2 separate regions of the Homo sapiens genome follow, and region 1 is linked to region 2. Evidence: chromatin loops called from intact Hi-C (ENCODE). Cell type or tissue: Caco-2. All regions are shown on one strand. Each heading gives the region's core, and the rest is flanking DNA. Links, peaks and the distances in the headings are about the cores only.

Region 1 (2,913 bases), core at 160-2,659, 66 kb after region 2:
ATATTTTATCTATTAATTCATTTTAAACACATCGTCAGGTGAGAGATCACATGTTAATGTAATAAACAGAAAGATGTTATGGTTTTTCTTTTTAAAATAGTCTTCAATATTTAAAAGACAAACTCAAATGTCTAACAGTACAAACTGGATTTACTGATAATCAGAATAATAAAGAAGAGGGTGAAGAAGGGTCCTAATAAGACAATTTATAACACAGACTATCAAACTGACATAGAAATAATGTCAAACATCTTGTACAACTATTGCCACCACAGTGACTTTGTTCTTATAATTAATTAGAAATTTTCATGTCATAAACAGTTGAAATTTTACAATAAAATTATGCCAAACCTTTGTTAGACGAATAATCAGTTTCCTTCCTGCTCCCAGCCCACACAACATAATTTTAGGATACTTCACACTATTCAAGGTAAGTACACAACCACCACCACCACCACCACCACCACCGAAACAGCAACAACAAACATGCTATGATTAAAGAGTATTACGCTTTGCTCTTTCTGTAGTCCCCAAGAAAGCCTATTTGGTCCTCCCTATGGTCCAGTACAGGTGATTAAGAGAAAAAAGTCAGGGTATCACTTTTTGATAGGTATTATTCAGCTTTGATGAACTAACTCTGGTATCTAGTTTGAGTGTATATGAATAAGAGTGGGGAAAAAAGGCAGGGAAGAAGAAAGGGAGTATTTTTAAAAAGGCACATACTAGTCTAAACAGGGAGAGAAAAGAGCAATATTTTTACATTCATTTTTTGATAATAAACTAGTAATTCCAGTCTATCAAGCTGATTACCTTAAGATTATATTAACCAGACCTCAAGCTGTCACCAAATCAAACACAGTGATACATCAGCAGTCACAAAACAGCTTAATTCAATGACAACATTATTTCACATATTCAAATAAGCTCATTTTTAAGTGGGATAACCACATATCTTTGTGGGGGAAAAGAAAACTTCAAAATGTAAAATGTGTTAATACAAAATATTACATCAGAGAAGAAAATATGGCTATATGTGAAATGAGGGGAAATGGAAACTCAGATGTACCTTATCCACAGCATTTATTCTGAGAGAAAGAGAAGGTCCTGAGGCTGCTGTATTAACTTGCTATTTGAAACAAAGGATCCTAAGAACAAAACAATCAAGGAACTAGAGTTTAGAGCAGCAGTCACAGAATCACTGCTTTTAGAGAAGAATCCAGTACTGCATTTCATCTGATGAGTGTGATGACAATGAAGCCATTTAGATGATGATAAAGGGAAGCAAGAAATCTTACTGTATGCAAGAATGCAAACATGCCAGCACCTATGGCTGCTACTACACATTTGCTCAAAGGTCAGTCTTATTTCATTTAGGATACTGATAAAGAAATTACTTGATAAATACCTCCCCATTCTTCACTTTATATCCATCATTGTAAAGATAACTTAGAAGGAAATATTTGAACAGTGATAGAAAGGAATTTTTGGAAGCCATAAAATCAACATATTTATTATACCAAGAAACACTTTGAAAAATGTATGTTGAATGTGAATGTACAGAAATTCATTATTAAATATTAATTTTTTTCATTAAATATCTTCCTTTTTAAGGAAGCACAAGAAAAAGATGAATAACATTAATCCTAGTCTTAATCTCTGTATTACTATCACTATCACACTTAAAGGTCTGATCTACAGGCACTGAAACATTTCATGAATACTACTATGTAATACACTTAATATTCTATATCAATAGATCTCAGACAGAATTTCCTGGAGAGCTTAATAAAATGTAGATTATTGGGCTCCCTTCCAGGCCAAATGAAGTAGAATCTCTGGAGGTGGAGTTTTGGAATACAAGTTAAATTTCCCTCCCTTCTTTCCCTTCTCCTTCATTCTTTCCCGTCTCCTCCTTCCTTCCCTTCTCCTCCTCCCTTCCTCTCTCTCTCCCTCCTTTCTTCCTCCCTTTCTACAAGGTCTTCTGTGTCACCCAGGCTGAAGTGCAGTGGCGCTATCTTGGCTCACTGCAGCCTTGACTTGCCAGGCTCCAGCGATTCTCCCACCTAAGCCTCCTGAGTAGCTGGGACCACAGGCATGCACCACCGTGCTCAGCTAATTTTTAAATTTTTGGTAGAGATGGGGTTTTGCTATGTTGCCCAGGCTGGTCTTAAACTCCTGAGCTCAAGTAATCTGCCTACCTCAGCCTCCCAAAGTGTTGGGATTACAGGCGTAAGCCACCACGCCTGGCCCAAGTTAAATTTTCAAAATAATTCTTAAGGATACTACAGTTTAGAAACCATTATTTTACATTTTGTTCTTGGAAAGAACGTGTGTCCTCAAGTTTGATGGGAGTCTAACATGTATTTGTTCTTTAAGACCCAACTCAGGGATTATCTTTTCCAGGAAGATTTTTTTGAATTCCATGTTGCACTCTTCTACTAAATCCCACGGTACTCTATGCATGCCCCTATCTTAATGCTTCATTATACTAGCCTGAAATTATCCCATTCTGTGGCCATCTTCCTACCTTAGAATGTAGGCCCCATGAGGGCAAAGACTTCGACCAATTTATTATCTCTGCATCTGTAGCACTTGGAACAACAACACATGGCACATATCTAGTACTCTTAAATATATATTAACTGAAGGAATAAATAAATCCATACATAACACAAGATTCATAAAAACTAAGACTCATGTAATAGTGTGACTGGCTTCTTCCACAGGGAATTTAGTTCAATTCAATATTTACTGTCTGCCTACTATAAGCAAAGGGGTACAGAAAGATACTAACAAGGCATTGACTACTTACCTAGGGGGAAGAGAGACATATGTAATAAACTAGCTGTAATTCCTGACAAATCTTAATAAAATTGAGAATAAAACATAAATAAATTGCAATGAGAGGACAGA
Region 2 (2,913 bases), core at 155-2,654:
GCCTCTTCTGAAGAATAAGAGCTATTATTATTCTTTATGTCTTATCCTTTTTTTTTTTTAAAAAAAAAACCAAGTTTCCTTCTAAGGGAAATAAACACCAAAGGTAGGATTCCAAGGAAATGACTCACAGCGGCTGGCAGGGCTCTGGCGGGGCTGGCCCGGGCCCCCGCGCTCCAGCCCGCAGCAGATGTCGGCCCGGCCTTCCCTCCCTCCCTTGCCGGCCAAACCCGCTGGAAGCCCGCGGTTGCGGGAGCGCCCTGCGCCCGTGGGACCTGGCGGCGAGGACGCCTATTCCCTGCTTCTGCGACCACAGCTGGGCACTCGGAAAGTTGCTAGGGCCGAAGAGGCGGGAGGGGAGGAAGGGAAGCGAGAGGCGGAGGCGTGGACCAGGCGGGCAGCAGCCTCAGCCCGCCGAGGAGGTGAGCTGAGGACAGAGGAGCCGCCGCCGCCCGCAGCGCAGCTCTGCTGCCTGGGAGGAGGGTGCGGGGGCGGAGGTGGCGGGGGACAGAAGGTGTCAGCTACTGCATCAATTCCTTTTTCTTGCAAACGCGCGCTCCTGACATCCACAATCCCTCTCTCCCCACCTGCCAAGCGCCGCGGCATCCGGACCTGGGGGCACCCCTCCTACTTAACCCCTTCCCCTACGATGAGGGACTAAGCGGCCACGGAGGACCATGAGGTCTCACCAGAGCTTCTGACCCCACCCGCCCCTGGAGTTGTCTCGGTGCGCGCGGGTGGCAGCCCGAGCAGCCCTAGAGGAGGCGGCGGTTCCCGCCCTGGTGAAGGCGCCGCGGCGCACGCTAGCCCAGGGAAAAGCCCGCGCCGCCTCCGCGCCCAGCTGTGCCTTGGCCCCCACGCCGCCCCGACTCCGCTCCGGCCGCTGCGAGTCCACTCGGTGACCTCGGCACAGCCCTGGTGCCAAGAGGGCGCGCGGGAGGCCGCGTGGGTGCCCGTCTGCGAGGGCAGGAGCCCCGGGGGGCCCTCGCCCTCCACCCTGCCCGGCCCTCCCGCCCCCGCGGCCCGCGCCCAGCCCGGCTCTTACCGCGGGGTCAGCGGGGAGGCGGCGGCCGCAGCGCTTGAGCTGCTGCTGGTCCGCTCTGGGCTCGGCGCCAGCCCGGCCGCCGGTGCACACTCGCGGGTCCCGGCCCGGCCGCCCGCTCGGCGGTGACTGCGGGTGCGCGGCGGGCAAGGGTCCCGGCAGGTCCCGCCGCCGCGACTGGGGCGCTGCGCCGCCGTCGCTGCAGACGGTTATGGTAATGAGCGGCTCTGTCTAGCGAGGAGCGTGTGAAACCCGTCAATCCTGTTTGCCATTTCCCCGTGGATTTCCGAGGAGAGGTTCTGCAGGATGCCCCCAGGGTGAGAGAGGGAACATGACAAGCGCGCCCGCTCTCCCTCCCTCCCTCTGCTCAGGCCGCCGCCGCCGCTCCTCAGGCTGCACACGGGGCGCCTTTCCCGCACCCCCACCCCAGCCCGCCCCCTGCCTCCTTCCCTGCTTCCCGCCCTCCCTCCTCCTTTTCCTCCCCTCCCCTCCCGGTGCCCGGGGACACGCGGGCCCAGCTCCAGCCCGCAGCCCAGACCCCACGCGCTCTCGGGCTCCCGCCCTAGCCCTGGGGGCTTGGCTCCAGCCGAATAATGTATTCACTCTGGAACCTTCCGAGATATCTTGTCTTTTTAAATTTGGTTTAGTTTTGTTGTTGTTGTGTGTGCGTGTGATTAAAAAAAAAATCTGTGCCTTTCCCACCCTTTGCAAAAGACTTTCTTCTCCTTTGCCACAGCAAACGGAGATGAGAAACAGATGTCTTTGCAGGACCAAACAGTTATTCTCCCTCGCCGCCCGCCCCCGCCCGTTTCCCTCCTGAGCTGCGTACGTATTAAAAAAAAAAAAAAAAGCAACCTTGGTCCTGCTGCAACTTGAATTGGCAACCCTTTCTGGGTGGGGAGCCTCCAGGGAAAACCTCCAGGAAATAAAAAGTAATACAAGAGATTGTCCTTGCTCAAGAGAATGTAATTTAAGCCTTGGAATCAGAATATTTTGCAAATAGTAATTTTCTCCTATAGTGGCCTCAGAGTTTATTTTTTAAAATCATTAATTCATAACTTCTGTCTAGGGACCCCTCCATAGTCGAGATGGGTCATTTCAGGTGTAATGAAGGCAGAGGCTTGGAAGGCATAGACCTAATAAAATCGGGAGAAGGCACCTGCACAAAAGTGTTACAAAGACTATAATGTTTGTTTACTGCCACTATACCAGATGTGCTAAATATAACACTTCTTTAAAACAGTGATCCTCCGACTGTGAAAAACCAGACCTCTGGCTGCCTGGCTCCCTAGGAATCAAGAAGACGCACAGACTGAAAATCAAGGGAGGAAGGAACAAGATCAAGGATGAGGATTAGCATCTGCAAATTGAACTCTATCTAATTTGCATGTTTATTTCTTAGAATTGTAATTAAATTTGTGTAATAAATGTTTTCCATTTCATTTGTACACTTAAAACTTGGGTGACTGACATGCAGTTAAGTGAATTTCCTTTTTTTAAAAGCAAATGTAGATTATTCAATAAAGCAGCAAACCAATATTAAACATAATTAGAACTAATTTGTTTTGAAGGTGTTTTTGTTGAACTTTGTACATTAAAGACTCTCAGAGGTTTTAAGGGTATTAGGAAGCTGAGAGATGGCAATTATGCTTAAAACAGATGAACCCAACAGCCTACCAAGAGCATTATTTCATTTTTTCCAAAAGACATTCCAGGGTTGCATGCCTAAAATTGGGAATTGGGCATCCATCTTGGCTTTATTCTGAACCATATTAAATTGCATTGGCTCATGCATGATGTGGGCCATTATGATGATAATTTAAGAATTGTAAAGATGCCATTTTGTGCAGTCAATGGAAGTTGCATGTCCAGGT

Evidence for each region. Hi-C counts contacts between places; a loop is a spot of excess contacts. Peaks named below come from ENCODE experiments on the same cell type or tissue, not always from the same donor. Only the 100,000 strongest peaks of a DNase experiment are listed, where the experiment ranks them.
Region 1: a loop joins it to region 2, with 2.2 times the contacts of the local background. A loop is called at or near these places in 2 of 110 quality-filtered maps.

The regions. Positions count from the first base shown.
Region 1 is chr1:210,165,620-210,168,532 of GRCh38, reverse strand. SYT14 (synaptotagmin 14) reads right to left here. Exons shown (of 9, transcript NM_001146262.4): 9 at 1-2,913. Among named protein-coding and RNA genes, the nearest start is that of SERTAD4, 66 kb to the left of the region's middle. In Caco-2, for the core only: no CTCF peak of the experiment used is centred there; a DNase peak (open chromatin) is centred at 1,322.
Region 2 is chr1:210,231,141-210,234,053 of GRCh38, reverse strand. It overlaps SERTAD4 (SERTA domain containing 4), which reads right to left and starts at 1,258. Exons shown (of 4, transcript NM_019605.5): 1 at 1,043-1,258. SERTAD4-AS1 (SERTAD4 antisense RNA 1) reads left to right here and starts at 169. Exons shown (of 2, transcript NR_024337.2): 1 at 169-419; 2 at 2,283-2,598. RefSeq lists an enhancer at 847-1,380. In Caco-2, for the core only: no CTCF peak of the experiment used is centred there; a DNase peak (open chromatin) is centred at 1,323; H3K4me3 peaks cover 1,708 bases.